2 separate regions of the Homo sapiens genome follow, and region 2 is linked to region 1. A link is a contact called in ENCODE Hi-C data. All regions are on one chromosome and are shown on one strand. The core of a region is the stretch at or near the end of the contact, and the rest is flanking DNA. Distances in the headings are between cores, read along the strand shown.

The links. A loop is a pair of places that touch in the nucleus more often than their neighbours do. Pooled maps may share reads with other maps.
Region 2: a loop to region 1 is called in a pooled map, with 2.8 times the contacts of the local background. The contact joins two enhancer-like sites. A Hi-C loop is called at or near these places in 6 of 50 pooled maps.

What each region holds. Positions count from the first base shown.
Region 1 is chr12:89,084,174-89,086,873 of GRCh38, reverse strand. No RefSeq gene overlaps it. Among named protein-coding and RNA genes, the nearest start is that of LINC02458, 66 kb to the right of the region's middle. Within about 2 kb of position 1,298, at least 3 of the 41 ENCODE cell types and tissues checked have a DNase peak (open chromatin) inside an H3K27ac peak, as active enhancers do.
Region 2 is chr12:89,211,093-89,213,792 of GRCh38, reverse strand. No RefSeq gene overlaps it. Among named protein-coding and RNA genes, the nearest start is that of DUSP6, 140 kb to the left of the region's middle. Within about 2 kb of position 1,337, at least 9 of the 41 ENCODE cell types and tissues checked have a DNase peak (open chromatin) inside an H3K27ac peak, as active enhancers do.

The DNA of each region.
Region 1 (2,700 bases), core at 49-2,548:
GCACCTGTCGTGTTTGCTTTGGGACAGGCAATCTCATTCTGCAGTTTAGAAAAAAGAAACTTTTCACTCATCTAAGGAGATTTGCACTTCACAAACACACTTCCATTAGTAAAGTGATTATCATAAAGAAGGCAGAGTTTTCTCTTTTCAACAACAGGCCTACAGTACTTTGCTATGGACTGCTCTGATTATTAGGGGATTTTTTGGGAACATTTATAACTTCTTCCTCAGCTGTCCTTGTTCCTTCGGGGGAAGTTTATCTTATCATATCACTTAAAGTCTTGAAGAATCAAAGTGTATGGAAATCAGTGTGCCATGGAGGAAGTTTTCCGAACTTCAAAGTACAGATGCCTTGGGCATGGAAGGAACAGCCTGCCACCCAAGTGGTCGTCAGCATGTCTTTTCCCACCCTGCTTCCACCCAGCAGGCAGATTCTAGGATGTTCAGGGTGTTCCGAGACCATTTGGAAGCTAAAACAAATGTCTTCGCAGAAGCATTTCTTCTCATTTGGACAAAGAATAAGGGAACAATGTGGGTTGTTGAACTTGTATGTTTGGAGATGGAAGGATATTGGAAGCAGTTGCCAAATCCTTCCTTTCCTCAAGCACCTGTCTACCATGGGCTAGATCAGCCTTTAATCCTGGCTTTGAACATCAAGTTTTGACAACTACCACCCATCCTGCTGGAAACTGGCATTGTGTTTTTAATTTTCATTCTTTTGAGTCTTTTGGTTATGCTTGGAAGCACTGTGAAATCCGAGCCAATATGTGTGGAGAGGAAGATAGGGCAATATTTTATATATTTATAAATACACAAACAATAAACATAATATATATAAAACACATACATACATATGTACACATATCTACATGTATATATACATATATGTGTATGTTTATATATGTATATACTTATAATCTATTAGGCATATTATTTATTATTTTTCTGTATTATAAATATATATACATTATAGGTGTGTATACACATATAGACTGTGATGCGTGTGTGTGTGTGTGTGTATAAATAATTTTCCACAACCATTTGGACTCTCAGGAGTTTTCCTTCTTCTCATGTTTTTTCCATCAACTCTGCTAAGGTTGTTTAAATGGGAATTCTCTGACCCTTCCTTCTGACAGGATGAGGGGGACAGATGACTGAGCTCCAGCTATTCTCATGGTTGCAAGGCAGGAGACACCGCGACCTACAGGAAGCTTCCTCACTGGAGAAACATAACAAAGCACTGTCTGAGGCACTTCCGAAAGGGTGGGCTGGCTGCCCACAAGGCTGGGAATGGCAGCTTTGGCTTGGCTTGAGTTCATGGACATTTTCCTCTGGCTACCTAGGGAAGTTCTGCTTATAGTTCAACTTAGTAAGTGTACTACACCCTCTTCCCACAAACTCACGAGGAGGTGGGGGTAGGGATGCCACATTTTGTACCTAGTTCACTTTCGTGGGGTACTACTTTACACTTGAACATTGACTGTTTCAGTTCACAGTAGAAAGCTGAAGGGAGACAAAGTTAAACTCAAGAAAAGCATCTTCCTCTAGTAAAAGGTGCCAGGGAAGTTATTTACGGATGATGAGGAGGAGGCAGTGGAGATTACTAGCTAAATGCAGCATTTGGGTTATATGTGGATTATAAATTGCTGGATGTACAGATAGTTGAGAGTTGCCTGAACATCACAGACTCCAGTTGTAGATTTGTGACTTAAGGGTGACTGAAATAGGCAATGAGAATGACCCATGAAAGCCTTTCAAAAAGTCAACTTTTGCTAGTTCCATTAAGTAGAATTTTATTTTTCCTGCATAGCCGAGTATTTAGGACTTGGGTAATTCTCTCTGATAATGAATGTTTTCCCTACAGCTGGTTACATCCTTACAGCATGTGTTGGCTTGTGGTCCCTGGTGATGTAAGAGTGGGGGAAAGGCCATTAGCTGTGTAAGTTGAAGACCACAGATGTTCCCCGTTGTGCACTGGTTTTTCAGATGTAAATCTCGGTGTTCTGGGAGACCTGGTAGGAAGTTCTGGGAAATAATTCTGGGATAAAAGAAGTTTTAAACAATGCCCATTGCAAACACAAGGACACTGTAAATAAACCAAGTCTCCCATGTACTTCCCTTTCAGCCATAAATATATCTTTTCCTCTTCTGGATCTTACTGGGTTCTTCTTATAGGGCTTCTAGCCTACTGTGCCCTTGGCTGACTTAGTTTATCTCAACACTTCATCTAGTCTTTCCTCAATCACCTGGCCTTCCTATCACTCTTGTAGGATATATACTCCTTCCTGCAATTTTTGGAGGAACAGACATAAAGCCTTCTTTAGCTCCTCTTGGTACAAGAGTGGGCATGAAATGCAGCAGTCCACCAGGACCGTAATTCTCAAGGTCAGGGACGGGTTGTTCTCAATCCTTTCGTAGTTGATGAGAGTCTTTGAGATGACACTCAAGTTTGTCTTGTAGTATTCATGTTTGCTATATTATATTTCTGAGAACAAATAGAAGCCATTAGAAGGAAATCTCCCAACCTCCCCTAGGAAAAATAGCAATCTCTCTACCTCTGCACTCATGCTTTGCCCCTGGAGCACCTGCATCAGAATCACCTGGACTTGGTGTTGAAAAAGGCTAGACCTATTAATTCAGAAACCTAGAAGGTAGGTAATGTATGGGAATCTGAATGTTCATGAGCACACTTGCTGATTC
Region 2 (2,700 bases), core at 88-2,587, 130 kb before region 1:
GTATTTAATTCAGTGAAGAGAGAGCCCTAGAAAAAACTTGTTTCAAGTTTATAAGTTGATCAGGGAAATTTGATTTTTTTTCCACTGACAGAGCTTCTAATATGTGCAGTAGTTTTAGCCTTTGATATTACTATTATGAAATTCAAAAATACTGTTCATTTTGGGCTGGGCATGGTGGCTCACACCTGTAATCCCAGCATTTTGGCAGGTCGAGGTGGGCAGATCACCTGAGGTCGGGAGTTCGAGACCAGGCTGGCCAACATGGTGAAACCCTGTCTTTTCTAAAAATACAAAAATTAGCTGGGTGTGGTGGCATGTGCTTGTAGTCCTAGATACTTGGTTGGCTGAGGCATGAGAATTACTTGAACCTGGGAGGCAGAGGTTGCAGTGAACTGAAATTGTACTACTGCACTCTAGCATGTGTGACAGAGCAAGACTCTGTCTCAAAAAAAAAAATACTGTTCATTTTATTTGTCTTCAAAATGTACCTTGGATTCTTGCCATTGTCACAGGGAACATATAAAACAGCTTGAAATTCTGCCTTATTCTAAGCCTAGCCTAACTCTTTTTCAAGATCTTAAGTAACCAGGGGCTTTTACAAATGAACGTATACCTAGATATGATAATATAAAATTATGGCTTACTAACTTTAGAGATGCAACAAAGAAACAGCTCCTAAATGGGGGTCTGGAGACCAAAATGTCAATTTGGGCTTTGCTTCTTAATAACTATGTGACCTTGAGGAAATCCGGTCTGCTTCTCCAGCCTCAATTTCCTAACCCATGAAAGGGAATAATCAGGCATCATTATGTAAGACGAGTGTTGTGAAGATAAAATAAAATAATCTATGGGAAGCCACTTTGTAAACTGAAAGGTAATATAGAACTGTAAGTGGATATTATTATTTATTTTATGAGCCAGTAGAATTCAAAGTCCTGATTTCATTGCCAGGAGGATTTTCCTCACAGATCTAATTCCTAAAGGTTGGCTTTGCCCAGTTAATGAGTACTTTCCAAATAAAGATCCCTTTTACTGCTTTGATTTTTGTGAACTTCCCTTTACTCTGATTCAAAGTCACATGGGAAGGTGCTCTTGTAAAGCCATTGTTTAATTTAGACTTTTCATACTGCGTGTATGTCCGGCTATTCTCTGGTTTCAGTCTCCAAGGAGCCTTTGAGGGCAGACCTTGCTTCTTTCCCTTACATATAGTTTGGCAGCAAATGAGATGTTTTCAATAGGGATGAAAAAACTCTCAGTATGTAACCTGTCACCTAAAGGAAGGAGGACATCCTGTTCTAAAGAAGTTGCCTCAGAGCCGGCCCCAGGTCCACCCTGGTGTTTCACTTGTATCTCAGGCAGTAGCCTGGGATGAAATTTTAAGGAGAGAATTGTTACATGATATTGTGTAATAGCAATATGAGAAACCACCATACAAAGCTCTTTATTTTAGTAACCTGGACTTCTAGTCAGGACTCTTATCTCTGTTCACTGGTTTTGAAGTCAGTGTGCTTAAACTTTTCATGCTAATACACAGGGAAAGCACAAAAATGATATTTAAAGATCATCAGGTATAAGCAGATATACTACTAATTTTAATCTTCTGTGCAAAGGTACTAAGAAAATGTGTAGTTGATTTGCTTTCCTAAAGTCACTTGATGTGGCTTCAATGGAGATAATTGTTCCAAGGTTTTGTGTTAAACTTCACCTGTTAATTTTGCCTTGATCTTGTTCTTCCTGAGCTTTTGGCACCCAGGCATTGAGCCAGGGGGTAGAGCAAGATGGGACTTTAAAGAAGTGAGGGAGCTTTTGTAATTATAATCCTGTTGTCACTATCTGATGCACTGTGAAAAATGGAAGAACCAATAGTAGCCTCCTATCTCCTGTCTCTAGCCTTTTGTATTGTGTTTTTACCAATCTCTGGAATAATAGTCTCCATTCAGGGAACCCAGAAGACTCCACAATGCCAGGCCAATAGTTGGAATTTCCAAGGTGTTCGATCTATTGCTATTTGCTCTTTTCCTCTCCATCCTAGTACATTCTCCAAGATTTAATTTAGTGTCATGCCATAGAATAGGCAGATTGTGTAAAGCAGTAATAGGATCTGGTTGGCAGCCACTTCCTGAAACCCATGTGTAGGTGGTAGTAAATACAGGACTGAGATTCCAATCTTAAAACTCATGGTTCCATTTTTTTCTGTCCCTTCAACAGTTATTTTCTTCATGAGTTATAGAGGAATGTAAAAATGAACTGCCATCTAAAAAATATTAAATTTGATATTCAAGCCAAGAAATCTTAGCATTCTAATGATAACAGAAGCAGAATTGAGGTGATAGCAGAATTTTGCTTTTTTTTACTCTTAGTCCCAGCTTTCATTACTACAACATGCCTGGCTGATGGGGTATCTTTTCTAATGTGAATGTTATTGCCTTGTATCCAAACGTTTAATGTGGCCAACTCCTTGAAAGATCTTTTGCAAGAATCTCTGGGATTCTCCGGGAAGTGTCTCATGTCAGTATGTGAATGGGTACAGCCAACAATAAACACCTTCTCTGTTACTTGATAATATTCAGAGACCAATGACCTATTATCAAGCTAGCTATAGATAGAGCTCCTGTTTTGAGTGTCAGGTTGTCTAAGTTTTTTGTTTTTAATTCTAAAAGCCTATAATTATAATAGTCAGGAATGTTCAATAAATGTTTA